6 separate regions of the Homo sapiens genome follow, and all the other regions are linked to region 2. The links are chromatin contacts, found by Hi-C or POLR2A ChIA-PET in ENCODE. All regions are on one chromosome and are shown on one strand. The core of a region is the stretch at or near the end of the contact, and the rest is flanking DNA. Distances in the headings are between cores, read along the strand shown. Region 1 holds the start of FAAP24 (FA core complex associated protein 24). Region 2 holds the start of ZNF507 (zinc finger protein 507). Region 3 overlaps WDR88 (WD repeat domain 88). Region 4 holds the start of GPATCH1 (G-patch domain containing 1). Region 5 holds the start of CEBPA (CCAAT enhancer binding protein alpha). Region 6 holds the start of RHPN2 (rhophilin Rho GTPase binding protein 2).

What was found. A loop is a pair of places that touch in the nucleus more often than their neighbours do. ChIA-PET counts read pairs that join two places held with the same protein, here RNA polymerase II (POLR2A). Pooled maps may share reads with other maps.
Region 1: a map of CD4-positive, alpha-beta T cell shows a loop between it and region 2 (6-fold over the local background). The contact joins the promoter of FAAP24 here to the promoter of ZNF507 in region 2. A Hi-C loop is called at or near these places in 2 of 168 maps with a recorded cell type or tissue (CD4-positive, alpha-beta T cell and CD8-positive, alpha-beta T cell), 8 of 37 single-sample maps with no recorded cell type and 20 of 50 pooled maps.
Region 3: a pooled map shows a loop between it and region 2 (2.2-fold over the local background). The contact joins the enhancer-like site here to the promoter of ZNF507 in region 2. A Hi-C loop is called at or near these places in 4 of 168 maps with a recorded cell type or tissue (CD8-positive, alpha-beta T cell, OCI-LY7 and naive thymus-derived CD4-positive, alpha-beta T cell), 5 of 37 single-sample maps with no recorded cell type and 16 of 50 pooled maps. POLR2A ChIA-PET finds 5 or more read pairs at or near these places in 2 of 52 experiments (AG04449 and CD4-positive, alpha-beta memory T cell).
Region 4: a loop to region 2 is called in a map of CD4-positive, alpha-beta T cell, with 3 times the contacts of the local background. The contact joins the promoter of GPATCH1 here to the promoter of ZNF507 in region 2. A Hi-C loop is called at or near these places in 2 of 168 maps with a recorded cell type or tissue (CD4-positive, alpha-beta T cell and cardiac septum) and 11 of 50 pooled maps.
Region 5: a loop to region 2 is called in a pooled map, with 4 times the contacts of the local background. The contact joins the promoter of CEBPA here to the promoter of ZNF507 in region 2. A Hi-C loop is called at or near these places in 1 of 168 maps with a recorded cell type or tissue (gastrocnemius medialis) and 2 of 50 pooled maps. POLR2A ChIA-PET finds 5 or more read pairs at or near these places in 1 of 52 experiments (A549).
Region 6: a loop to region 2 is called in a map of B cell, with 14 times the contacts of the local background. The contact joins the promoter of RHPN2 here to the promoter of ZNF507 in region 2. A Hi-C loop is called at or near these places in 2 of 168 maps with a recorded cell type or tissue (B cell and cardiac septum) and 1 of 50 pooled maps.

The regions. Positions count from the first base shown.
Region 1 is chr19:32,969,194-32,973,982 of GRCh38, reverse strand. FAAP24 (FA core complex associated protein 24) reads right to left here and starts at 1,741. Exons shown (of 5, transcript NM_152266.5): 1 at 1,637-1,741; 2 at 681-799; 3 at 421-557. The coding sequence starts at 786. It overlaps CEP89 (centrosomal protein 89), which reads left to right and starts at 2,025. Exons shown (of 19, transcript NM_032816.5): 1 at 2,025-2,147. The coding sequence starts at 2,109. RefSeq lists enhancers at 1,568-1,617, 1,998-2,217 and a silencer at 1,758-1,887.
Region 2 is chr19:32,343,688-32,348,429 of GRCh38, reverse strand. ZNF507 (zinc finger protein 507) reads right to left here and starts at 2,820. Exons shown (of 7, transcript NM_001136156.2): 1 at 2,647-2,820; 2 at 1,092-1,185. It overlaps LOC124904689 (a long non-coding RNA gene), which reads left to right. Exons shown (of 2, transcript XR_007067225.1): 2 at 800-945. RefSeq lists silencers at 2,647-2,836, 2,867-2,996.
Region 3 is chr19:33,157,635-33,161,885 of GRCh38, reverse strand. WDR88 (WD repeat domain 88) reads right to left here. Exons shown (of 11, transcript NM_173479.4): 8 at 1,390-1,472. LOC124904691 (a long non-coding RNA gene) reads left to right here. Exons shown (of 2, transcript XR_007067228.1): 2 at 1,231-2,115. Among named protein-coding and RNA genes, the nearest start is that of TRT-AGT1-3, 17 kb to the left of the region's middle. RefSeq lists a cis regulatory region at 545 and enhancers at 461-630, 974-1,383. Within about 2 kb of position 1,250, at least 4 of the 41 ENCODE cell types and tissues checked have a DNase peak (open chromatin) inside an H3K27ac peak, as active enhancers do; they include CD8-positive, alpha-beta T cell, where a contact is called at or near this core.
Region 4 is chr19:33,078,642-33,083,379 of GRCh38, reverse strand. GPATCH1 (G-patch domain containing 1) reads right to left here and starts at 2,199. Exons shown (of 20, transcript NM_018025.3): 1 at 2,114-2,199. The coding sequence starts at 2,186. RefSeq lists enhancers at 1-339, 1,975-2,304.
Region 5 is chr19:33,300,939-33,305,194 of GRCh38, reverse strand. CEBPA (CCAAT enhancer binding protein alpha) reads left to right here and starts at 2,661. Exons shown (of 1, transcript NM_004364.5): 1 at 2,661-4,256. The coding sequence starts at 2,781. The coding sequence ends at 3,857. It overlaps CEBPA-DT (CEBPA divergent transcript), which reads right to left and starts at 2,374. Exons shown (of 1, transcript NR_026887.2): 1 at 138-2,374. RefSeq lists silencers at 1,921-2,180, 2,261-2,830.
Region 6 is chr19:33,061,893-33,066,156 of GRCh38, reverse strand. RHPN2 (rhophilin Rho GTPase binding protein 2) reads left to right here and starts at 1,269. Exons shown (of 15, transcript NM_033103.5): 1 at 1,269-1,373. The coding sequence starts at 1,305. RefSeq lists enhancers at 235-734, 1,947-2,575 and silencers at 882-1,381, 1,442-1,661.

The DNA.
Region 1 (4,789 bases), core at 492-2,991, 630 kb before region 2:
GACCTGGCCAATGATTTTAAATAAATGATACCAAGGGATGGAGGGAAGGGTGGGGTGAGACAAATCAATGTTCGAGTTTCTTTAATCCAATGCTTACATTTCTTTTTTGTTTTTGTTTTTTGTTTTTTGAGTTGGAATCTCACTCTGTCGCCCAGGCTGGAGTGCAGTGGCGTGATCTCGGCTCACTACAGCCTCTGCCTCCCAGGCTCAAGCAATTCTCCCGTCTCAGCCTCCCTAGTAGCTGGGATTACAGGCGTGCGCCACCATACTCAGCTAATTTTTGTATTTTTAGCAGAGACAGGGTTTCACCATGTTGGCCAGGCTGGTCTCCAACTACTGACCTCAGGTGATCCACCCGCCTTGGCCTCCCAAAGTGCTGGGATTACTGGCGTGAGCCACAGCACCCAGCCTAATACTTACATTTCTAACCCGAACAAGCCTCTTTCTGTAGCCATTTCCTGCCACCAAATCAGCTTCGGTGACATAAAGAATGCAGCATCTGTTCGACAGATAAAAGTCTGGTGTCAAGCCATCCTCGAAAATGAGCTTAATTTTCCCTTAAAATACAGAGAAGAAAATGAGTTCCATAAGCTTTGGATGAAAAGATGGCAATAATAGGCAGATTTTTTTTTTTTAATATGTCAGGGGAGGAAAGGGCTGGCAGAGGGCAGGCCACCGACCTTGCATCTCCTGCGCCAGCTGTGACCCGCGCCATTTCTCATTGGCCACAATATGCCCCAAAGGCACGTGCACGGGGCCCGTATCATCAGGGGGGTTCTTTTCCATGGATGGTCTCCACCTAAGGAGGGAAAAGCCAGGCGGCACTTGAGCAGGCTCTCCTGCACACGGCCCTGCATTCCACTCCAAGCCAGGGCCTCTGGGGCAGGATCCCCTCTGCAAACTGAATTATTTGTCAAAGAACTGTCAAATAAGATTCCCTTTATAATTACTAATAAGAAAACACAGGCTGGGCGCGGTGGCTCACACCTGTAATCCCAGCACTTTGGGAGGCCGAGCGAGGCGGGTGGATCACAAGGTCAGGAGTTCAAGACCAGCCTGGCCAAGATAGTGAAACCGCGTCTCTACTAAAAATACAAAAAAATTAGCCGGGCTTGGTGGTGGGCACCTGTAATCCCAGCCACTTGGGAGGCTGAGGCAGAGAATTGCTTGAATCCGGAAGGCGGAGGTTGCAGTGAGCCGAGATCGCGCCACTGCACTCCAGCCTGGGCGACAGAGCAAGACTCGTCTCAAAAAAAAAAAAAAAAAAGAAAAGAAAAAGAAAACACAAAGGCCTGAATGAAGGCCAGGGTGGCTGGAGACGGGATGTGTGGTGGTGGAGGTGGTAATGGCATTGGATTCCAATAAGGCCAGAGGCACGATCAGATTTAAGTTTTAAAAGAATCCTGGGCTGGGCATGGTAGCTCACGTCTGTAATCCCAACATTGGGCAAGGCTGAGGCGTGAGGATCGCTTGTGCCCAGGAGTTCGAGACCAGCCTGAGCAATACAGCGAGATCCCGTTTGCCAATTATTTGTGGCGAAATAAATTCTCTAAGAACCAGGAGATTCCTGTCCTGGTGTCCGCGTCCTTCATTTTCATCACGTGCCTAGCCCCTGATACCCCAGCTGGATCCGCACCGTAGCTTCTCAGTCCAGTCCAAGGCCCGAATACAGCCGGCAGGAACCCCACCGTCCCAGTCTAGAGATCATGTTACTGGTGGCCGCGCCACCTTCCGGGTTCACGCCCTCGGTGCTCGCCCAGTCCTTCATCCAGCCCGCCCTCCGCCTCCCGCAGCGCCGGATAGGCTGTGGCGTCAGAAATGGACGTCTAACCTGACCAATAAGAGAACGGATAAGGGCGGACGTTTCCGCCCTGGCGGGGATTTGAACGGTACCCACTGGTTGCCAAGAACGACCGGTGTGGAAGTAACCTTAGCTCTGATTGGTCGAGGGCCGAGCTGAGCCAATGGCCGACGTGGTTGCTGCAAAGTCCATTGCGAAGAGAAAGCGTGAGGGCTGGGCCTGCGGCGGGCTTTAGGGAGTGGTCCCTGGCTGTGGATAGATCTGCTGATGAGTCCAGGCCCCGGTCCATTCTCCTCGCGCTGCAAGGATGCTCCTGGGATTTCGGAGAGGCCGCAGGAGTCATTTCGTAAGTAGATGCTCGCCCGCCGCGCGTGGGGCTCTGTGGGGCCGGGAATTAGGGGTAAAGTGTTGGGGCGGGTTGGGGTTTGGCCTGAGATCCAGTCAAGGGGGCGGCACAAGAGAAAGTGGTTTTCAGTTGAGGAAGCCTTGATTTTTCGTGTTCTAAACTTTTTTTTTTTTTTTTAAGAAACAGGGTCTCGCTCTGTCGCCCAGGCTAGAGTGCAGTGGTGCGATCATAGCTCACTGCATCCTCGAACTCCTGGGCTCAAGCGATCTTCCCACCCCAGCCTCCCGAGGAGCTGAGACTACAGGCGCGCGCCACTACTCCCGGCTAATTGTTCAATATTTTTGTGGAAACAGGGATCTTGCTATGTTCCTATGGTGGTCTTGAGCTCCTTAGCCTCCTAAAGTGTTGGTATCACAGGCGTGAGCCACTGTGCCCGGCGTTAACAATCTTCTGCCCCAGGGTCGGCCACAGTTGGACAGGAGCACCCTGCCTCCCCTGTAGCATTCGTCCCCGTGCCCGGAGTTAACTCCTGGACGACGTACACCTGCTGCACTGCTGGATATAGCCATTCTTCATTTTTCCCTCCTCCACCCACCATGTACACCCCATCAGCAAGTCCCATCCGATATACCCACTACATACATCTGCCAGCTGTTCCCATCTCCACCCACACCCCGGCCTCCAGCATCTGTCTGGACTGCTGCGGCAGATCCTCACTGGTTTCTCTGCTTCCACTCTCGCCCTTCCCCTAGGTCCATTCTCCACGTAGCAGCCAAGGGGATTCTTATATTTATTTATTATTTAATTTAGTTTTAGAGACAGGGTCTTGTCCTGATGCCCAGGCTGGAGTACAGTGGCATGATCATAGCTCACTGTGGCTTCAACCTCTTGGGTTCAAGTGATCCTCCTGCCTCAGGCTCCTGAGTAGCTGGGACTACAGGTGTGCACCACCACACCTAGGTATTTTTTATTTATTTTATTTTTTGCCTCACACTCTGCCAAGTCTCAATGCCTGGCTAATTTTAAAAATTATTTTGTAGAGGCCACGTGAGGTGGCTCTCACCTGTAATCCAGCACTTTGGGAGGCTGAGGCAGGCGGATCATTTGAGGTCAGGAGTTCAAGATTAGCCTGGCCAACATGGTGAAAACCCATCTCTACTAAAAATACAAAAATTAGCGGGCGTGGTGGTGGGCACCTGTAATCCCAGCTACACGGGAGGTTGAGGTGGGATAATCGCTTAAACCCGAGAGGCAGAGGTTGCAGTGAGCCAAGATTGTGCCACTGCACTCCAGCCTGGGCGACAAAGCTAGACTCTGCCTCAAAAAAACATAATTTTTTTTTTTTGGTAGAGATGGGGTCTGGGTATGCTGCCCAGGCTGGTCTTAAACCTTGGCTCAAGCAATCCTCTCACCTTGGCCTCCAGAGTGTTGGGATTACAGGTGTGAGCCACTGCATCTGGCTTGAGTTTTTATTTAAAGCCCCAAACATTAATGAGTCCCTGCTGTGTGCTGATACCCACAACTGACAGCTTATGGCCACACGGTCTGTAGGATAGACAAGCCCATAAATAATTCTGTACACAATGGTAAAACAAGAACTGCTGTTGATGTGTGTACCAGAAGGGCAGTGACGTCAGCCTGGAGAGTTGGCCTGGGCCTGGCAGGGAGTAAGGAAAGAATTCTGGGTGCAGAAGACAGCAAATACCAAGGCCTAAAAAAGAATGAATTATTTGCTGTTTGGGAAATGGAAGCCCACGCTGAGTGCTGAAGCACAGGGACTCTGCGCAGGAAGAGGAGGGGAAGCAAGAAATGAATTTGGGTCCTTGTGATGGCAGTGGCTGCTGCCATCACGCTGTGTGGCTAGGGCTGCACACTTCATGGAGCCGGTGGAAGCCCCGTCCCTCATGAGTTGGGACTGGAGCCGCAAACCGCTGCTGCAGACCCAGGCCTTCTGCTCTATGGAGCAGGCAGGAGCCCCACCCTCTTGGGCAGGGCTACAGCCACCCAAACTGCAGCTGTGGATCCGAGCCTCTCTGCTCCTGGGGGAGCCGGGAACAGGCAGAATTTGCCCTTCCAGATGCAGCTGCAGCCGCGCAGGCAGGAGCCAGGGACAAGTGGGAGCCCTGCCTCTTCCAAGTTGGCGGGGTGGGAGCTCCCAGGTGCAGCTGTGGCTGCCCCCCCAGGCACAGGACGAGGGCATCTCTGTAGCCTGCACCATCGGCCATCCCAGGAAGGACAGCCCCCTTCACCCTCCATCCCTGCAGGCTCAGGGGTGTCTGCTTCCACTGCCTGGCCTCTCTCCACTCCAGCAACTGCTCTGATCTTGGAGGGGAGTCGGAGCCAAGACCTGCAGCCATGAATGGCAGCAGGAGGAAGGGGGTGGGGTCCCCAGTAAGGCCCCACCCTCAGGCCAGGGAGGGCCTGAATTCTGGGGGCTGGGCTGCCAGTCCCTCTGACCAGAGTGGAAACTCGTGGAGCCTTTTCTGGGCCTGCCAATGGCCCAATCAGCACACACTTCTTCCCCGCTGAGGTCCATAAAAACCCTGGGCTCAGCCAGAGCAGCGCAGAGAATAGCCAGAGGATGAAGATGGTAGAGACGAGGGGACAGGATGACCAGCTGCAGAGAGCAGTACCCTCTCTGC
Region 2 (4,742 bases), core at 1,571-4,070:
CATGTGGGCCTGGAGAAAAGGCTGTAATTTTCTGTGTTTATATGAAGAAAAGTACAATATGATACAAAAGAACCTTCTCTTTCAGAACAAGAATTTGTTTTTTCCAAAATGGGAAAAAAAAAAAAATTGTGCTATAAAAGTAATGGCCAATAAATTCCCCATTCTTCCAGATTATTGTAATTCTAAAATATGACAAATTTATTTTGCTCCAGCCAAAAGAAGGCAGGGGACATAAGCTCAAGGGTCCCTCCCCTAAAGTGCCCTCAATTAGCTGTGTGACCTTAGGCAAGTCACTGTCTCTGTGAGTTTTAGATTGCTCAGATGTAAAACAAGAGGGTGAAGCTAGATGAACTTTCAGGTCCCTGAATTATAAACTGTCTATAAAGTTACCTGGAAACTGCTTACACATTATTTATAGATTTACCTCACTATATTGGCTACAATTTATTTGATTTAAAATCTTCTGAGCCCAAGGTAATTATTAATTACCACTAAGAAAAAAATGAGTATAAATATCACAAGTATATGGAGTTTCATAGTCTAGAGTTTCTTAGTTGGCACATAGCCTGAGAGAATATTCTAATTTGGCAGCTGCAATGAAGACATAAGGTCTAACTAACATTAACCAATATTCAGATTTACTGTCATTTATTGAGCACCTATAATGTGCCAACCAGAATGCTGGGGACTACAAAAATGACTGAGGAAATCCTTGCCCATGAGGTGCAAGTCTAGGGAGTAATGCCTCTGTAGATTTTGTGTAATATTCAAATTTTGTGTATTTTTTTTTTTTTTGCAGATGAGAAACCTGAGACTCACAGACACAAAGTGGTAACTGGTTTAAGAACAGGAATCCAGGCCAATCTCACTCTAAAACCATGCTTTCTCTAATACACCAATTTTCATCTTAATTCTCAATGAGAATAAAAATGTACAAAATATCAATACTGAAAAGAGTAACAGCTCCTTACAGCTAGGCTCTATCAAACATGTTAGTGGTATCTGATCCTCATAACTCTTTAGGACAGGCTAGGTGGGTGTTATACAGTCTTATAAATAAGGAAACACTCAGTGTGGTTTAAGTGACTTACCCAAGGTTACATGGCTGTTAAGTGGCAGAGCCAGTGTCTTTCAAATCAATTCCTGAAATTAATACAGTCCCTTGGATCAATCTTCAAAATCCAGCTGTGGCCAAGAACGAAAGTATATAGTATCAAAACATTTCTCTTTCTTGGTGAAACAAAGTAATGATTTTTTTTTTGGCAGTGAAAAATTTCTCAATATTCCATGTAAAAAGAAATTCAGAGGAATGTTCATGCAACCCTATTACGTAATGCAAATTTAAATAATTTATCTAACAAGCCGACTTGAGGATTTTGCAGAAGTTAGGAAAAAATAGCTCTGGAAACTTCTCCCAATAATTGTGTATTTTGTTTTACCTCAGAATTTAGGTACTGGACTCAACACTATTGGTTTTACTGACAACATTTTCTAATGAGAATGGAACAATAAATTGCACATTGCTATTTTAATCTAAACTAAAAATACAATCTAACGAGTGATTCTGCAACCAAGCACAATAGGCAGAAAAACAGCATAAAAAGATATGACACAGTGGTGTGACCTATATATCTTCTAACGCAGTTTCCTACTCTGGTCCTACATTTCTTTGCCACTGTTTCTTATACTGGCTGGAATAAATCTAAAAGATAAAAAAATGCTTATTCGTTTCACCTAGAATGCAACTACCTTATCGATTACGGTTAAGTAAAATAGCTCACTGCCAGGGCAGAAAAAACATCTTTAGGGCTCCCCTGAAGTTAATTTTCAACGAGTTAGTGAGGTAAAGGAATGAAGGGCCAGGCTTTCTTTTAATCAATAATGCAACCCATACTCTGAGTGAGAGGGGAGTACTGGAGAAAGTGCAAACTCAAAGAGGTGATAAATCCAGTAATTGCCTGAGAAGAGCGATGCAGACTGATAGCAAATTACAGCCCACTGCAGAAACTTAAAAATACCGCCTTGGGGTTGGGAAAGTGGCCGCCACCTTATTAATCATCCCGGCCTTCTACACAAACCATTCATTCCGATGCCCCCAGGTCTTAAGAGGTGGGAACTTTCCCTGATGGTCTCCGTGATCTCTGGAGACATCATTCTATCTCCAGAGGATGGTAATAAATGCAGAAGACCAGGGCTGCGTTTCTGTAGTAGCTTTTTCTACACCACGCACTGGCTAAAGGACTGAGGTGATGGGTCGGGAATGAGGGAGCTTAGAAAATTAATCAAAAGATGCTGTGAGAACATCGTGGCTGGGTCCATCCCGGCTGGCCTAAGCGATCTCACATTTGCAGAAAGAAGCAACGCCTGGAGAAGGAAGCAACGCCTGCGGGCGGGCCGGGCTGGTGACAGTATGCAGGGAGCAGCAAGTTCCCCCCACCCCCAGCTGCAGGGCAAGCCCAGAGTCTCCGCAGGCCTTGCTGCACAGAAGACAGAACCGGGACACGGAACTTGGGGCTTGTGGCTAGCACCGGGCGGGGGTCGGCCGGCTGAGGAGGAAGCGAGCGCCGGCAGAGGCCTGAGGGGAGGATGCACATGGCCGGCGGCGGCGCTAACAGCGGGCGGAGGGGCGGCCCCGGGGCGCGGTACCTGCGGTCAGGCGGCGGCTGCTGCTTCCGCGAGCCTCGTTTGGCCAGCCAGGACCCGGCCGTGCCCTCGCCCTCGTCCTTGCCCACCTCTCTCCCGGCTCTTTTCCCTCTTTTCCCCCGGTTTCCCCCTCCTCATCCGGAGCTCCAAAATGGCGGCGCTGGGGACGGATCACGTGAGCCGCGGGTGGGTCAGGTGACCCGAATGGCGGGCAGCGGGGGCGGGGCGAGGCTCAGGCCCCGCCTACCGGCGTCCCGGGCCGCCGAGGCTGGACCCGCGAGAGGGAGGCTCCCCAGCCGGTTTAGCCCCTTGCAAACCCTGGCTCCCGGGCGGGGTTCGGGCCCAGTTGTCTGGCTCTCATGGCCCCTTCCAGACGTCTAGATTTAGAAGTCACCGTGTATTCACTTTGGCATCTCCCCACGTCGCCTAAATCCGCTGTGGGCTAGCCTTATCACCCCACTCACCCCGCAATTGGCTTTCAACAATGGGCATTGGGGTTTTTTTTTTTTTTTTCTTTAGCCTTGTGCTTCTGGATTTGTATTAGTTCCTTTGGTAGGACTGTACATTTCAAGGTGTTCTTGGCTAAAATATAGAGGTCCTAGCCAGATTCGCAGCTTGGCGTTAAGGGGTGCCTGTTAAGGGCCAGAGCTGGCCCTGGGGAATCTCTTTGCTTGAGAGATTCAGGATTTTCAGGGTTTGTAGGACCAGACCCAGTAACACAAGCTCAGCCCTCCGAGGGCACGATGGTGTTTGTCATTCGGATCTGTTCTATGAAAGATACTAGGGTGGTTCTCCTGCTAACAGTGAAAAACGGACTAAGTGAAGCATTCCAGCCAATTTCACCAAAAATGCTGGATAGTTTTGCCGTATTAGGAACTACGCAGCATGGTGCTTGGGTCTGGACTCCGGGTGAGCGGTGGGCATGAGCAAGGGTGTAAAACTGAAGATTCTGGCCATTGTAGTGGAATGGACTCATTTGGTGAGATACCTCTTGGGGATCTGTTCCAGATCTTTTTAGAGGCCTTTACAGCTGGCTGGGCTGTCCACGGTCCTGGGAGGAAGATCCAACAAAATTTAGAATCAGACAGGCTGATAATTCCTGTTACTGTATTTCAGAATTCAAATTCATCTGAATTTGGGGGTTAGGAAACCAGCAAAGTTAGAATTTTTATTTTTATTTTTATTTTATTTTTTTGAGTCAGAGTCTCACTCTCTCCCCAGGCTGGAGTGCAGGGGCGCAATCTCGGCTCACTGCAACCTCCACCTCCCAGGTTCAAGTGATTCTCCTGCCTCAGCCTCCCGAGTAGCTGGCACTACAGGGCGTGCCACCATGCCCAGCTAATTTTTTTGTATTTTTAGTAGAGACGGGGTTTCACCATGTTGGCCAGGATGGTCTCGATCTCTTGACATCATGATCCGCCCGCCTCAGCCTCCCAAAGTGCTGGGGTTACCGGCGTGAGCCACCGCGCCCGGCTGCAAAGTTAGAATTCTGCTATTCCACAGAATCCTTTGCCAATTAGACCAAATAGCTGTGAAAAAATAAAATGTTGAGTAATTTTTTTTTCGATAAAAGGTAAGAGATTGAGCAGGAGACTAGCATGGAAGGGTGGAAAGAAAAAACAGTGAAGAAAACCCAGAAATACGAAGTGTTGAAAGGGAGAACAAACAAGTAATATGAGAAATTCCTTGCCTTGGGCTATTGGCACAAACAATCCTAACTTATCATTATCTGAAGAGAGGCTTTTCGTTAGTCATGTCTTAAGTGTAATGTCCATGAATCTGAAAGTAGACAGACGAAATGACAGAATTATTTGATCAAGGGAGAGTGCAGAAACACAATAGAGAAAATATAATCTAGGGATAATAAAGAACTTTTAAAACAAGCGAACGAAAGTGTATCTTCGTTTGAAGTTCCTGTGGTGGTCATTACTGGTATTCACCAGCTAGTTCCCATTGTCCCTCTTCTGGCATAAGGTTAGTTTCCATTGACCCTGTGGCTCGGGGGTGTGGCCAGTACTGGTGTTGGCTAATGGATCGTGTGTGGGAGTGAGGGCATTCCCTTCATACTGGAGCATTTAATTGCCAGTGCAGTTCCCTCC
Region 3 (4,251 bases), core at 1-2,500, 820 kb before region 2:
TCTAGAGATTCTTATGCCTCAGCCTCCCAAGTAGCTGGGACTACAGGTGGGCATGACCACACCTGGCTAATTTTTGTATTTTTAGTAGAGATGGTGTTTCACTATGTTGGCCAGGCTGGTCTCGAACTCCTGACCTCCAATGATCCTCCAGCCTCAGCCTCCCAAAGTGCTGGGATTACAGGCATGAGCCACTGTGCCTAGATGACAGAGGGACTTTAAGCACAGAGAGGTTTAACATTCCATTTTAATCCGTTTATTTGCTGTGAGGAAACTCGCTTTGTCTCCCCAAGTCCTAGGAGAAGACAGCTCAGATAGACCAGCCCCAGGGACCTGAATATGGGCTGCTCAAGGACACATGTCTACTTTGTGTCCCTGGGAACAGAAAGACCAAGAATCAGGGATGCACGCATTCACAGCCAAAGGTGACAGTGAGATCGTGAAACCAGGGAGTATGCAGAAATCCTGGGGTGTGGGGCCCCTTGGGGGAACAGGGGCACAGCATGAGGCAATTGTGGGTTCTTGCTGTGTTGGATAACACATCCCCGTATCATAGAGCCACTCTGAGTTGGGGCTCCTCTCATCCTCTCACTTGTAGCCCAGAGCATTCAGTTGACATCCCCATTTTGGAACCCCAAGCTTTCTGTGCATGCCTCACTAGGGCATGCGTCTCTCTTCAAGGTAATTTCTGTTTTTTGTTTTGTTTTGTTTTGTTAGAGACAGAATCTCAGTCTATCGCCCAGGCTGGAGTGCAGTGGCACAATCTTGGCCCAGTGCAACCTCCGCCTCCCGGGTTCAAGCGATCCTCCCACCTCAGCCTCCCAAGTAGCTGGGACTACAGGTTTGCACCACCACACCCGGCTGATTTTTGTATTTTTAGTAGAGACGGGGGTTTCACCATGTTGGCCAGGCTGGTCTCAAACTCCTGACCTCAGGTGATCCGCCCACCTCAGCCTCCCAAAGTACTGGGATTACAGGAGTGAGCCACAGTGCCCAGGCCTGCACAGTAACTTCTGCTGTTCTTAGACACTCCCACCTCAGGGTTTTTGCATCAGCTGTTCCATCTGCCTGGACTGCCCTTCTTCTTCAAGATCCCCACTTATGTAGTCCTTTCTGTTCTCAGCTCAAACACCTCCTTCTCCAGGAAGCTCTGCCCATGCAATGTGGATGGGTCCCCCGCCTCTGTCCCCATCATGTCACCCTGTTGTGGTTTCTCCATTTCACTCCTCACAGTCGGTGGTGTGTTTGCTGGCTTCCTGTCTGTCCTTCATCAGCCCACAGAGGCATCAAGGCCTGTGTCACTCACAGCTGTGTCCCCAGCAACCAGCATTGAGCACAGGAAGGACTCGGGAGGGAAGTTCAGATCCTCAATCTCATGCTGGCCACATGTACCTTCAAAGAGAGCTTCCGGTAGCCTTCTGCTACATCCCAAATAGCCACAGTCCTATCAAACCCTCCAGAAATGAGAAAAGAGCCTGCAACAGAAAATGAAAGGGTGGAGATGGGGGTCAACTTTCCAAGCCAAGTGAGCCCAAAGCCAGCTGAAGATGCCTTGGCGAGGCACCACCTCATCTCACTCTGACAACACTGAAACCCCTTCCTGGAGTGGCTCCACGACCCCAAGCCAATTACAGCTGATTCTTATCATTTACAGTAGTCATGTTCTATGACAGGGGTCCCCAGTCCCTGGGCCACAGACTGGTACCAATCCATGGCCTGTTGGGAACCAGGCCACCCAGCAGACAGTGAGTGGTAGGCAAGCAAGCCAAAGCTTCATCTGTATTTACAGCCACTCCCCATCGCTCGTATTACCACCTGAGCTCGGCCTCCTGTCAGATCAGCTGCAGCATTCGATTCTCACGGGAGCATGAACCCTATTGTGAACTGCGGATGCGAGGGATTAGGTTGTGCACTCTTTATGAGAATCTAATGCCTGATGATCTGTCACTGTCTCCCATCACCCCCAGATGGGACCATCTAGTTGCAGGAAAACAAGCTCAGGGCTCCCACTGATTCTACATGATGCTGACTTGTATAATTATTTCACTATATATTACAATGTAATAATAATAAAAATAAAGGGCACAATAAATGTAATACACTTGGGTCATCCCGAAACCATCCTCCACAGCTCCCATTTGTGGAAAAGTTGTCTTCCATGAAACCTGTCCCTGGCGCCAGAAAGGTTGGGGGCCTCTGCAGTTTTTGCAGACACTGAATTAGTGAATACTGAACCATCGCTCCTAGGGGAAATACAGGGTCAGTTTCCTGCGAGCTCTGGTCACATTCTCATCAGTTGATCAGTACGTAACTTTGTTTTATGTGTGTTTCTGTTTAAAGACACCTTATTGCATATATACTGTTGATTTGTTTACATTGAACTCACAACCAACAGCTGTAACTCATGCCTGAATGGATGCATGCATTTTCCCCATCATAGCACTCTCGCGCTTAGGAACGGCAAACAGCACTTCGGCACTGTGGTTAGGGATCATTTTATTTGTTATTTATTTATTTATTTATTTATTTATTTATTTATTTATTTATTTATTTTTAGAGATAAGGTCTTGCTCTGTCACCCAGGCTAGAGTGCAGTGATGCAATCAGCTCACAGCAGCTTCAAACTCCTGGTCTCAAGCAATCCTCCCACTTCAGTTACCAAGTAGCTGGGACTACAAGCAGGTGCCAGCACACCTGGCTAAATTTTTTTTTTTTGTTTTGGTAGAGATGGGGTCTCACTATGTTGCCCAGGCTGATCTCAAACTCCTGGGTTCAAGCAATACTCCCGCCTCAGCACCCCCCCAGCACTGAAATTAAAGCTGTGAGCCACCACACACGGCCAAGGGAGCCATTTTACACAGCAAAATCACTAACAAAAAGCAAAAGAAAGCCCAGGTGTGGTGGCTCACGTCTGTAATCCCAGCACTTTGGGAGGCTGAGGCAGGCAGATCACATGAGGACAGGAGTTCAAGACCAGCCTGGACAACATGGCGAAACCCCATCTCTACCAAAAATACAAAAATTAGCCAGGCATGGTAGTGCGCACCTGTAATCCAAGCTACTTGGAAGGCTGAAGCAGGAGAATCGCTTGAACCCAGGAGGCAGAGGTTGCAGTGAGCCAAGATCGCGCAACTGCGCTCCAGCCTGGGCAACAGAGGGAGCAAAACAAACAAACAACAACAAAAAAAAATGGTGGCACTAAATAGACCACAAAAAGGACATTTTACCACGTGGGAGGTGAAACAAGAAGGCAGAGTGTTGCCTTGTCCAACCTCAGCTGGGAGGTGACTTAGATTTTTTGCTGCTCTTCACATCTGTGAGTGACCTTGAAAGTGCCATGAATGTTGACTTTAGGTTTACAAATAAATATCAGCAAGTAGGTGACTTCACAAATACAGAATCAGGAATAATAATGATTAACTGCATGTGATTCTTTTTTTTTTCTTTCTTTTTTTCTTTTTTTGAGACAGAGTCTCACTCCGTCACCCAGGCTAGAGTGTAGGAGCGCAGTGGCACAATTTTGGCTCAACTGCATGTGATTCTGAACCCCATAAAGCCAAGGACAGAAGCTGGCAGGGTGCCTCACAGTGGGACTTAGACAAGGGGTGCTGCTGAAGAGGGAAAGTTGCCCAGAAGCACCCTAGTGCTTCTCAAGCCAGGCCCCAGTGGCATGTGTGCCAGCTGAGGCCCCCAGACACACAGAGCAAGCCCCACTTCTCACCAGGATAGGGGAGCATATGTTTGGCTCCTGAGTGTCAAGAGCACCCACTTCCCTCCCTGGAGCTGGCTAGCCGCGGTGGCTTCCTGTCACTGCCCCCATTCACCTCTATGTCCCTTTATCTGGCAACAGCTCCCAATTTCCTGTGGGGAAACACTCCTTGCCTACTCTTAGTCCCTCTGCATCAGGGGGTTCTGACCCCAACCCTAGCTCTGCAGGTGGGCAAGTCACCCAGACCTGGCCAATCAGAGGCTTTCGTTGCCCCCTAAGTGATTCATTAAGAGATGGACATGTGTCCCAAGCTGAGCCAATGGGAGTCTTCCCTGGGACTTGTTCTGGCACCATCAGACAGAAGGTCTCTTTCTCCAGGACTGCCAGGGGCCAGAACTAGGCTGAGCTGGACCACTAAAGGTCCTCTTTACCTCTTTAATTTTATATATATATATATATATATATATATATATATATATATATATATATATACATACATACACACACACACATACATACATATATACATACACACACACATATAT
Region 4 (4,738 bases), core at 950-3,449, 740 kb before region 2:
CCAGGCGTAGAGAGTCACGCCTATAATTCCAACACTTTAAGAAGCTGAGCTGGGAAGACTACTTGAGGCCAGGAGTTCAAGACCAGCCTGAGCAACATAGAAGGATCCCATCTCTATTTTTTTTTTTTTTTTTTTTGAGACAGAGTCTCGCTCTGTCGCCCAGGCTGGAGTGCAGTGGCGCCATCTTGGCTCACTGCAAGCTCTGCCTCCCAGTCTCACGCCATTCTCCCGCCTCAGCCTCCCGAGTAGCTGGGACTACATGAGCCCCCCCCCACCACGCCCAGCTAATTTTTTTTTGTATTTTTAGTAGAGACGGGGTTTCACCGTGTTAGCCAGGATGGTTAGGATCTTCTGAATTCGCGATCTGCCCGCCTCGGCCTCCCAAAGTGCTGGGATTACAGGCGTGAGCCACCACGCCCGGCCTCATCTCTATTTTTAAAATAAAAAATGTTGGGCACTGTGGCTCATGCATGCAATCCAGCACTTTGGGAAGCCAAGGTGAGAGCATCGCTTGAGGTCAGGAGTTTGAAACCAGCATGGTCAACACAGCAAGACCCTGTCTCTATAAAAAAAGAACTTGGGATAGTGAGTGTAGAACAGAGATGTCTTAAGAAAATGCAACAGCTGACTTCAAACACATAAAAAGCATTCGGAAGACTAGCCTTTCTCAGCCTTTTGTTTCGTTTGTTTGTTTGTTTGTTACAGACAGAGTCTCACTACAATGCCCAGGCTGGTCTCAAACTCCTGACCTCAAGCAATCCTCCCACCTCAGCCTCCCAGAGTGCTGGGATTACAGGTGTGAACCACTGTGCCTGGCCCCTTTCTCAACCTTTTGTAAGCCGAGGGTAGAAGAAGGGCCAGTATCCAGCAGAAGTTTCCACCAGAACTGTTTGTAGGAAATAAAGGGGGCATAAGTGGAGATATCCCAGAAGTACAATCAACCTGGCAGGATGTGGTCAGGGTGAAAAAAGGGAGGGGACCCCCACCAACAGGAGGTCTGCAAATAAATTGTGGCCCAATGATTCCACCATTCTTCCTCTGCCTTCCCTACAGGGCTAGCACAGCCAACAGCCCTTACTGGACACTCAATACATAACTTGCTGAACAAGTCAAGTCGTTAAGTGGAACAGACCAGAAACACAGGAGAGAACCTTGATTCATCTTGCCCCTCACCCCCACATTCCACCAGCAAGTATGGTCAGCTCTGCTTTCAAAATATATCTCCACCCAGACCACTACACACCACCACCACTGCTGTCCCATCCATGCCACCATCATCTCCTGACCTCTTTTTGCTAATCTCCCTGCTTCACTCTTACCCATCCCCAACCAGTGTATTCTCAACATCAAAGATAGAATAACATTAAAAATTGGCCGAGCACAGTGGCTCAAGCCTGTAATCCCTGCACTTTGGGAGGCAGAAGCGAGAGGATCACTTGAAGTCAGGAGTTCAAGACCAGCCTGGGAAACAGAGCAAAACCCTGTCTCTAAAAATCATATATATATCCCTCCCTGTGTAATTTCCCATGACCCTAACCCTAACCCTAATCCTGCACTTAGTACAAGATCCAAACTCTTTACCCTACCAAGTAAGATCCAGCCCCTGTCAGCCCCTCTGACATTCTTTTCTACCTGTCTCCCCCGCTGTCATCTGCTGCAACCATACCCGTCCTGCCTGCCCCTCAATTTCCTAAACTGGCTCCCACTTCAGGGCCTTTGCCACTTTATGTTCCTTCTGCCTGAAATGCTTTCCCTCCAGATTTGCTCATGGTTGTTTTCTTCCTCGGTTTCAAGTCTGAGCTCAAACGTCCTCTCTCGGGGAAGACACTGCCTGAGCACCCCCCGCTCTCACACTAGCTATTCCGTCATTTTCTTGTTTCTATCTCGCCGCCCCCTTGTTCGGCCACGCTTGTGTCTCCCGTCCCTGTAAACCTCTCTCTGTCGCTGCAGAAGGTGAGCACCCCGAGAGCGCGGCTAACGCCTCCCTCGTCGCCGTGTTCCCAGCGCTGGGAACGATCTAACAATGGTCCAGCACCGACTTGTGCTTTTGTGGCCCGAATCCTGGGCCCTTGGCCTGTTTTCCACAGGCTCCGCCGGCCCACGCGGCCCGCACCTTCTTCCAGAGGCTCCAGCCCGGTCCCATAGCTGACCAGATCTTCTTCGCTGTCACTGTCCCGCGCCGCCATCCTGCTCTTCCGGGCCCCGCCCCCTCGCTACGGCGGCCTTGGCAGGCCAAACGCCTTTCCTCTTTCTCCTCCGCGAACCCCGGTGATGCTGGAAGGCTGGGTCCGCGGGCGGGGGAAGGTGTCCTAGCGGCCCGAGCCTGCGCTCCGGATTCTCAGGCCCATCCTGTGGTAGGCCGTCCCAGGCAGGAGTTGCCTCGGAGGATTTGGCAGCCACGACATCCCATCCTAGCCCCGCGATGTGCGGGTGAGGAGGAGACTCCTGGCATAAGCTGGAAGCCACCCAACTGTTCCCTGCGAGGCGACACCGATGCCTGCCCAGCCCCCTACCCCCGTCCCTCGCGCCAGCCCCCTGCCTTGGCAGCAGTCACTGCCCAGCCCCGTCCACTCCCACCGCCCACCCAGCCACCTCCAGGGAAATGGCTGAGCTCCCAGATTTCATGCTCGCCCCGTGGGGCTTCGCTTTATTTTTATTATTATTATTTTTTACTTTTATTTTGGGTTCAGGGGTACATGTGCAAGTTTGTTATATAGGTAAATTGCATGTCGCAAGGGATTTGGGTTACAGATTATTTCCTCCCCAGGTAATAAGCATAGTACCCAATAGGTAGTTTTTCCGATCCTCACCCTCCTCGTACCTTCCACCCTCAAGTAGGTCCACCCTCAAGTAGGCCCTGGTGTTATTCCCTTTTTTTTTTTTTTTTTTTTTGAGACAGAGTCTCGCTCTGTCGCCCAGGCTGGAGTGCAGTGGCCGCGATCTCAGCTCACTGCAACCTCCGCCTCCCAGATTCAAGTGATTCTCCTGCCTCAGCCTCCTGATAGCTGGGATTATAAGCGTCCACCCCACCACGCCCTGCTAAATTTTTGTTTGTTTGGTTGGTTGGTTGTTGTGGTGGTTTTTTTTTTTTTTTTCTTGAGACAGAGTTTCACTCTTGTTGCCCAGGCTGGAGTGCAATGGCACGATCTCGGCTCACCTCAACCTCCGCCTCCCGGGTTCAAGCGATTCTCCTGCCTCAGCCTCCCTAGTAGGTGGGATTACAGGCATGCACCACTATGTCTGGCTAATTTTGTAATTTTTTTTTTAGTAGAGACGGGGTTTGTCCATGTTGGTCAGGCTGGTCTCGAACTCCCCACCTCAGGCGATCCATCCACCTTGGCCTCCCAAAGTGCTGGGATTACAGATGTGAGCCACCGCACCCGGCCATTTTTTTTTTTTTTTTTTTTTTTTTTTGTATTTTTAGTAGAGACTGGGTTTCACCATGTTGGCCAGGCTGGTCTTGAACTCCTGACCTCAAGTGATCCACCCGCCTCGGCCTCCCAAAATGCTGGTATTACAGGCGTGAGCCACTGCGCCTGGCACCTGTCATTCCCTTCTTTATGTCCATGTGTGCTCAATGTTTAGCTCCCACTTATACGTGAGAACATGCAGTATTTGGTTTTCTGTTCCTGCATTAGTTTGTTTAGGATAATGGCCTCCAGCTGCATCTATGTTGCTGCAAAGGACATGGTCTTGTTGTTTCTTTTTTTTTTTTTTTTTGAGACGGAGTTCGCTCTGTCCCCCAGGCACGCCATTCTCTTGCCTCAGCCTCCCGAGTAGCTGGCACTACAGGCGCCTGCCACCACACCCAGCTAATTTTTTGTATTTTTAGTAGAGGCGGGGTTTCACCGTGTTAACCAGGATGGTCTCGATCTCCTGACCTCGTGATCCGCCCATCTTAGCCTCCCAAAGTGCTGGGATTACAGGCATGAGCCACCACGCCTGGCCAGTCTTGTTCTTTTTTTATGGCTGTGTAGTGTTCCATGGTGTATGTGGACCATATTTTCTTTATCCAGTCCACCATTTGTGGGCATGTAGGTTGGTTCCATGTCTCTGCTATTGTGAGTAGTGCCTCAATGAATATATGCATGCATTTGTCTTTATGGTAGAACAACTTATATTCCTTTGGGTATATACCCAGTAATGGGATTGCTGGGTCTAATGGTAGTTCTGTTTTAAGTTCTTCAGGAAATCTCCCAACTGCTTTCCAGTTGTAATTGTAATTTAATTGTAATTTTCTTTTTTTTTTTTTTTTTTAGTTTATTTTCTTTGTCTAGACAGAGTCTCACTCTGTTGCCCAAGCTGGAGTGCAATGGTGCGATCTCGTCTCACTGCAACCTCCAACTCCTGGGTTCAAGCGATTCTCCTGCCTCAGCCTCCTGAGTAGCTGGGACTACAGGCGTGCGCCACCACACCTGGCTAATTTTTGTATTTTTTTAGTAGAGACGGGGTTTCGCAATGTTGGCAAGGCTGGTCTCAAACTTCTCACCTCAGGTGATCCACCCACCTCAGCCTCCCAAAGTGCTGGGATTATAGGCATGAGCCACCTTGCTCATAGATCCTCTATAGACAGAGGATCTCTGTCTATAGAGACCCTGTCTCTAAGGGGAAAAAAAAAATAAAAAAGATATGAAGCAATTAGCCAGGTTTAGTGACAGTACTTGGGAGGGTGAAACAGGAGGATCACTTGAGCCCAGGAATCAGAGGCCAGCCTGAGCAACATAGCAAGACCCTGTCT
Region 5 (4,256 bases), core at 1,412-3,911, 960 kb before region 2:
AGCCAAGCTGCCAGCACCCTCAGGTTCTGGTGAGGGGCCTCTTCCCTGCTTGCAGACGGCCACCTCCTTTCTGTGCATGCCCATGACATTGTTCTTCTGATAAGGCCACCAATCCTATCAAATTAGGACCCTACCCATATGACATCATCTCACTTTAATGACTTCCTAAAAGCCTTATCTCCAAATACAGTCACATGGGGGTTAGGCCTTCAACATAGGAATTTGGGGCAGGGACACAGTTCAGTCCATAACACCTCCGCAGACAAATCTGATCTCTGCCTCCTCCACAGCGCCACCTTGTTCAGGGCAGGACTTCTCTTCATCACAGCACATCCACCCTTGATTCCCATTTGTGCCTCGTGTGCATTTGATGAATGAATGAAGTCCCATCCCCTACTCCTTCTGTCTCCTCCTTCCTCCCAGCAGCCTCTGTGTGACAACTTATCCGTCTCTCCCACTGTCCCAGTTCCCAGAGGCAGGAGCCACCCTCTCATGCATCCCTGGGCTCTCGGCACCCTGCACAGGGCAGGCCCGGGTGGGTGAATTCTGGTTCAATTGTAGGAGGACCTGTGGCCCCTGGGGTTGGCGAACCCCGGGCCGGGAGTCCCACTCCTTGCCATTGTCGCCCCCACACATTCATCAGCCCCCTATTGGACAAAGTCTTATTCCCATTACTGAGGTTTCTTCCAGTCCTACGGGGCAGAGTTCCCGATCTCTGGGCAGGCAACAGCAGCTGTGCAAAAAAGGCCAGACATCGCCTTCCTCCCACAACTCCACAGGCCGGGAACCGTGCATGTACAGTGGCGTTTCTTTGTTCCTAGGTAGGAAAAGCCATTAGTTTTAGCACCGCAGAAAAAAACGCAAATCGCTCTTGGTGCTTTTTGATTTCCGTCCAGGTCTCCCTCCACAGGTGAATGCTATATGAATGGGTCCTGCATTTGGCTCAGCAAGCAGCTCTCCGGCTCACATCGGGATATTTATTTAACGTATCTGGTTTTTACTCCCTCCCGTCCAAAAGCGTCAAGCTAAAAATATCTTGTTTATGAGCTCTGGACCGAAAACGAAGCAGTTGGGCTATTAATCACTGGGACTATGTTGAATAGGAACTTGATTAAAGCGCAGTGTGCGTTGCCCAGATGAAACTGCTTCTTTACTGCGATCGTCGTGGAAGCTCGGGGCTCTCCAGCGGTGTTTTTAGCTGTGCCCCCTCCGGGGCTCCTGGGCGGGTCGTGGCGCCTTGCCAGGCCTAAGGCCACTGTCGGTGAAGGGGGTCTTCCCTCACCTGTAGGCAAGCGCGCCTCTAGCCGGGACGCAGGCGGCGTCAGGCCTCAGCGCCAGTGGCGAGGGGCGGCGCGGGCAAGGACAGGAGACACTTGAGGGCTCCCAAGACTCCATCTGGGCCCAGCTGACGGTCCGTAGCCGCCACCCCGGCCCCGGTAAAGAATGCGAGGGACGCACGTGGCTGGGGGTCTCGGTGGCAAGCTCCTTCCCCCGCCGCGGTGAGAGCATTAGCTGCCGCACTCAAGGGGCCCCAGGGCCTGGCCGCCTCGGTCCCTAGGATCCCGGGGACTACAGCGCCCGGCGAACCACTGGGCAGAGTTCTCCCTGTGCGTGCTCGGACCTGGCAGCCCGGCGGCCTGGACACCCTCGCTCCCGCCGTTGGCGCCCACCTGAATGGGGAGGCGGGGGAGGAAGCGGTGGCTTCGGGCCTCGAGGGCTGCGGCCCCCGCCTCGGAATCCCGGCCCCAGAGTTAAGTTTGTCTCCTCCCTCGGTGCGCCCCTCCCCGTGCTCGCCCCGGCGTCCAGCTCCGCTAGTCTGGGGGGCCCCGCGGTCCCGCAGGAAAAAAAATCGGCGACTCCACGCCGGGTAACAGCGCCGGCCCCGCGCGCCTAGCAAGCCGCGCGCTCCGACCTGGAGAAGTAATTATAAAGAAAGTTTTCCAGCCCGGGCGGATCGACCGGCCAGGTCCTCCAGGCTCCCGGGCCGAGGCCGCCTCCGCTCCCCGCGGGGTCCTAGCGCCCTGCGCGGCGCCGCCCATGGGACCCCGGCGTCCTCCGAGAGGTACCTCTGCGCGGAATCACAGGGGTAGCCTGGAGATCAGAGCTAGGAGACGCAGAGCCACCGCGCTCAGGACCTCTCCGCGCGTCCCAAACGGCCCCCCACCGGCCCCAGCCCCGCTGCTCTGCGCTGCAGCCTCCCCGGGACGCGGGTCCGGGACAGGCCTGGTTCTGGCTTTGAAAGAGAATCCGCGCCCCAGCAGCTCAAGACCAAGACTCGCCCTCCGCCCCCCACCCCTACCCCGTGCAGCCTCGGGATACTCCTGGGCTCCCGGCCGTGGCTGGATACGGGCGCCTAGGGCAGGCAGGAGGAGGGGGCCCCCGCTACCGACCACGTGGGCGCGGGGGCGACGGCCGGGCCGGGGGCGGAGCTTGGAGCGAGCGCCGCGGCTCTGCTGGGCGCGCTGGAGGCGGTGGGCGTTGCGCCGCGGCCTGCCTGGGGAGCGCGGCGCTGTGCCGCGCTGGTTCGCCGCCCCATGCCGGCCGCGCGCTAGGACCCAGCAGGCGCCGCGCCGCCGCAGCCCGGGGACAGAGGCCGCCTCGGACTCTAGGGGGCGACGCGGCCTGCCGGGTATAAAAGCTGGGCCGGCGCGGGCCGGGCCATTCGCGACCCGGAGGTGCGCGGGCGCGGGCGAGCAGGGTCTCCGGGTGGGCGGCGGCGACGCCCCGCGCAGGCTGGAGGCCGCCGAGGCTCGCCATGCCGGGAGAACTCTAACTCCCCCATGGAGTCGGCCGACTTCTACGAGGCGGAGCCGCGGCCCCCGATGAGCAGCCACCTGCAGAGCCCCCCGCACGCGCCCAGCAGCGCCGCCTTCGGCTTTCCCCGGGGCGCGGGCCCCGCGCAGCCTCCCGCCCCACCTGCCGCCCCGGAGCCGCTGGGCGGCATCTGCGAGCACGAGACGTCCATCGACATCAGCGCCTACATCGACCCGGCCGCCTTCAACGACGAGTTCCTGGCCGACCTGTTCCAGCACAGCCGGCAGCAGGAGAAGGCCAAGGCGGCCGTGGGCCCCACGGGCGGCGGCGGCGGCGGCGACTTTGACTACCCGGGCGCGCCCGCGGGCCCCGGCGGCGCCGTCATGCCCGGGGGAGCGCACGGGCCCCCGCCCGGCTACGGCTGCGCGGCCGCCGGCTACCTGGACGGCAGGCTGGAGCCCCTGTACGAGCGCGTCGGGGCGCCGGCGCTGCGGCCGCTGGTGATCAAGCAGGAGCCCCGCGAGGAGGATGAAGCCAAGCAGCTGGCGCTGGCCGGCCTCTTCCCTTACCAGCCGCCGCCGCCGCCGCCGCCCTCGCACCCGCACCCGCACCCGCCGCCCGCGCACCTGGCCGCCCCGCACCTGCAGTTCCAGATCGCGCACTGCGGCCAGACCACCATGCACCTGCAGCCCGGTCACCCCACGCCGCCGCCCACGCCCGTGCCCAGCCCGCACCCCGCGCCCGCGCTCGGTGCCGCCGGCCTGCCGGGCCCTGGCAGCGCGCTCAAGGGGCTGGGCGCCGCGCACCCCGACCTCCGCGCGAGTGGCGGCAGCGGCGCGGGCAAGGCCAAGAAGTCGGTGGACAAGAACAGCAACGAGTACCGGGTGCGGCGCGAGCGCAACAACATCGCGGTGCGCAAGAGCCGCGACAAGGCCAAGCAGCGCAACGTGGAGACGCAGCAGAAGGTGCTGGAGCTGACCAGTGACAATGACCGCCTGCGCAAGCGGGTGGAACAGCTGAGCCGCGAACTGGACACGCTGCGGGGCATCTTCCGCCAGCTGCCAGAGAGCTCCTTGGTCAAGGCCATGGGCAACTGCGCGTGAGGCGCGCGGCTGTGGGACCGCCCTGGGCCAGCCTCCGGCGGGGACCCAGGGAGTGGTTTGGGGTCGCCGGATCTCGAGGCTTGCCCGAGCCGTGCGAGCCAGGACTAGGAGATTCCGGTGCCTCCTGAAAGCCTGGCCTGCTCCGCGTGTCCCCTCCCTTCCTCTGCGCCGGACTTGGTGCGTCTAAGATGAGGGGGCCAGGCGGTGGCTTCTCCCTGCGAGGAGGGGAGAATTCTTGGGGCTGAGCTGGGAGCCCGGCAACTCTAGTATTTAGGATAACCTTGTGCCTTGGAAATGCAAACTCACCGCTCCAATGCCTACTGAGTAGGGGGAGCAAATCGTGCCTTGTCATTTTATTTGGAGGTTTCCTGCCTCCTTCCCGAGGCTACAGCAGACCCC
Region 6 (4,264 bases), core at 20-2,519, 720 kb before region 2:
CCTGGGCGACAGAGCGAGACGAGTGAGGATCACTTAAGGTCGGGAGTTCGAGGCCAGCCTTGATATCATGGTGAGACCCCGCATCTATTTAAAAACAAAACAAAACAAAACAAAACAAAAGCTGTAATCCCAGCACTTTGGGAGGCAGGCCGAGGTGGGCAGATCACAAGGTCAGGAGTTCAAGACAAGCCTAGCCAACAAGGTGAAACTGTCTCTACTGAAGATTAGCTGGGTGTGGTGGTGGACGCCTGTAGTCTCAGCTACTCGGGAGGCTGAGGCAGGAGAATCGCTTGAACCCGGGAGGCGGAAGTTGCAGTGAGCCGAGATCGCGCCATTGCACTCCAGCCTGGGCGACAGGGCGAGACTCCGTCTCAAATAAAAAAATAAAAAAAATAAATAAAAAGGCCGGGCGCGTTGGCCCGCGCCTGCAGCCCCTGCTACTTGGGAGGCTGAGGCTGGAGCATCGCTTGATCCTGGGAGGTCGAGGCTGCAAAGAGTCGAGATCGCAACACTGCTCTCCAGCCTGGGCGACAGAGCGAGGTCCCATCTCTTAAAAAAAAGAACTGTGCTCAAGGACATCTGCCGTGTCTGGGGCGCAAAACCCCTCCTGGTCCCCTCTCTCAGGGCAGTCCGCGAGCCCAGCGGATCCCACTCGTCTTTGCAGCGCGGACAGGGAATCGGCTGAGTTGATCCCATGCCAACAAGCCCGAGTAGTCCGGGCAAGGCGCTCGGCGGGGCAGTCAACGCTCCCTCCGCCATGGGCTCCCCTCTTGGGAAAAGCTTTTCCAAACCGCCGGGCCCAGGGCCCAGAGCTCCCGCCGCGCCCTCGACGTGGCGTCGAGTCTGGCCCCTTCCCCCGCGGCGCACGGGCTTCACCCAGGAGGGACGCGCCTGGATCCACGCCTTCCTCACTGACTCCCCGGGCTCCAGGGCAGGGTGCAGGTCCACAGCCAGGGCTTCGCTGCGGCCCCTGAGACCCCAGTGCCTTTCCTGCGCTCTCGCGGCACTCGCAAAGTTGAGTCAGCCACGACGCCCACAGACAACCCCGAGGCGCCGCGCCCAGGGCGCAGCTCTCCGGGTGACGAGCGCCTCAAGGGGCGCGGGTTCGGGGCCCGCGACGGGGCGGGGCGCGTCTCCAGGGCTCCAGTGCTCGGCCTCAGGCGGGGCTAGAAGGGCCGCGGGACGGGGTGGGAGTGGAGGGGCGGGGAAGGGCGGGGACAGGGGCGGGGCCGCACGTCCTCTCGGGCCAGCCTCAGCCGCCGCGCCTCAGTCCGCCGTCCGCCCTCCGCGCCCGCGCCGCTAGCATGACCGACGCGCTGTTGCCCGCGGCCCCCCAGCCGCTGGAGAAGGAGAACGACGGCTACTTTCGGAAGGTGGGCGGCTTCGGGCGGGCGGGCGGGGACCTGCGGGCTCCAGACCTCCTTTCCCCCGGGCCCTGCAGGGGCCGTGGGAGCGCGCAGTCGGGGTCCACTAGGCCGGGAGGGGGAGGGGGCGCACTGGGCCGGCGCTGGCCGGACGGAGGCTGGCGGGGAGGAGTGGGGGCGGCGATGTCCCCGGCGTCCCGGGCAGGTGGCATCCGGGACTGGGCGGGGAGTAGGGGAGGCGCATGTGGCCGCTCCGCGCAGGTGCGGGCGGAGGACCTGGAGGGGTGCTTGGGTCTCCCCCCTCCCACCCCCCGCCACCCCTCGCTTGCGATCCCTGGTGCCTGGGGAAAGGACCCGTTCCTGGCTGCGCTGGCGCCCTTGGCCTCTGGGCGCGTTGCAAGAGCGCTTGGTGGGAGCGCGGGTGGAGACAGACCATCCCAGGCGTGTTGGCGGTCTCATATTTATTTTAGGCGCTCTGTCGCCCAGGCTGGAGTAGAGTGGCGCGATTATAGCTCACTGCAGCCTCGACTTCCTGGCCTCCAGCGATCCTCCCGCCCCAGCCTCCCGAGTAACTGGGACTGCAGGCGCGCCACCTCGCCACGCTAATTTTTTGTAGAACTGGGGTATCGCTGTGTTGCCCAGACTGGTCGCGAACTCTTGGGCTCAAGGGATCCTCCCGCCCCGGTCTCTCAAAGTGCTGGGATTACAGGCGTGAGCCACTGCGCCCGGCCGGCGGTCTCTTTTTGCCTCCAAAATGCTTCCAAAGTCCGCCTGTGGGACTTTTCAGGGAGCAGGGGAGAGCTGCTGGTGGGAGGGAGCCTCCGGCGTTGCACCCTCCTCCGCTCCGGGTCGTCCAGGAGGGCGTGAGCACCGCAGGTGAGGCCCACGGTCTTGTGCGTCTCACTGTGTGCCAAAGCGGATTTGTCTTGTTGTCCGGGAGACTTGGCGGGGGCTGGCGGCGGGCGGCGGGCGGCGGGCGGCGGGTGGCGGGTGCCGGCCTCGCAGGTTCTTGGCATGTCCAGGAGCTCTTGGGCCCAGAAGATAACAGTCAGGGAGCTCAGTCCCTCAAAAGCGACCCCAGCCTGTGGAGCAGGGGCCCTGGGATACCCGCAGGCGGCAGGGCCTGGGCTACAAAGATGCTTTGGAGCCGGGAGTCATGGTGATGCCTTCCAAGCCTTCCTCCCTCTAGGTCCTGAGCAAGTCTAAAAATAGCTTTTGGCCCTTGGCCAGGGATCACTGAGAGGGTGGAGAGATTGTTGTTGATTTTCGTTTTTATAATAGATACGACAGTGCATAATTATAAATAGGGAAGTGAAACTTTCCCATAAACGAATCAATTCTTAATTGTTCAAAGCCTTAGGATCCAGTTCTTAAATGGTCTTGGCATCTTCCTCCTTCTCCCAGGTGACACAGAGAGACTGTGGGCTTTGCTCACTGGTGAGGAGCCCTGGGCAGGACAGTGTGGGGCAGAGTGGGAAAACTTCTTTTTTGTGAAGTTGCTTTTAGCATTAAAAAAAAAAAAAGTAGTTTTGAGGTATATTTAAGTTTAAAGATGTCATCATGGAATTACAGGATTATAACTTCTAATTATGTGTGGCGTTTGGGACAGAGGATCACAGGCCATGGAATTGCAGGAGGAGGCCTGGCCTGGGAATTCCTATGTCTGTCCTCGGGCCCCGGGGCCTGACTGCCACTCCCACAAAATTGCTGTGTGGCCTCCCGCAAGTTGCTGCCTCTTTCTGGGACATTTCCTCCCCAGATTGTTCTCTGAGCAGGTGTAGCTCTGGAACTCCAGCAGCACCTGGGGGAAAATGGCAGCAAGAGAAGCACACCTGTGAGGGGTGGTCCCAAGCCTCCCAGAACACATTTTCCTGTGGGAGCCCTCCGTGTCTGTGAGCCCAGGGGAGGACTTCTTGCTCCGCACTGGGAAAGAGTGGATGGCAAGAGAGCTAGGAAAGGTGCACAGTTGGGTGTTTTTCATTTATTAATTATTATTATTATTATTATTATTATTATTATTATTATGAAACAGAGTCTCACTCTGTCGCTCAGGCTGGAGTGCAGTGGTGTGATTTCGGCTCACTGCAACCTCTGCCTCCGGGGTTCAAGCAGTTCTGCCTCAGCCTCCGAAGTAGCTGGGATTACAGGCGCCTGCCACCACACCTGGCTAATTTTTTGTATTTTTAGTAGAAACGGGGTTTCACCGTGTTGCCCAGGCTAGTCTTGAACTCCTGACCTTAAGTGATCCACCTGCCATGGCCTTCCAAAGTGCTGGGATTACAGGTGTAAGCCACTGCGCCCGGCTACAGGTGTTTTTTTTTTTTTCCCCCTGAGATGGAGTCTCGCTCTGTCACCCAGGCTGGAGTGCAGTGGCGCGATCTCGGCTCACTGCAACCTCCATCTACCAGTTTCAAGTGATTCTCCCGCCTCAGCCTTCCCAGTAGCTGAGACTACAGGCGCATATCAACCACGCCTGGCTAACTTTTGTATTTTTAGTAGAGGCAAGGTTTTGCCATGTTGGCCAGGCTGGTCTTGAACTCCTGACCTCAGGTGATCCACCCACCTCGGCCTCCTAAAGTGGGGTGTTTTTTAGATGCAGTTTCTCTGGTGTTGGATGAGAGAATCAGGGGTGCAAAATAAGAGGAATCATTGTTTTACAATTAAAATCATCAATTTTGAAAATGAGACCTTGTAACAATTGTTGTGCTACTCCATGTTAAGTCATACCAGTTCGAAGAGTCTATTTATCCTAGGAAAATAAAAGGTGTTGATGCTGAATCTTTCCTGATCTATGACCTGAGCCAGTTTGACCTAAAGCAAATGAGGGTCGGGTGTGGTGGCTCATACCTGTAATCCCAGTAGTTTGGGAGGCCGAGGCAGGCGGATCTCTTGAAGCCAGG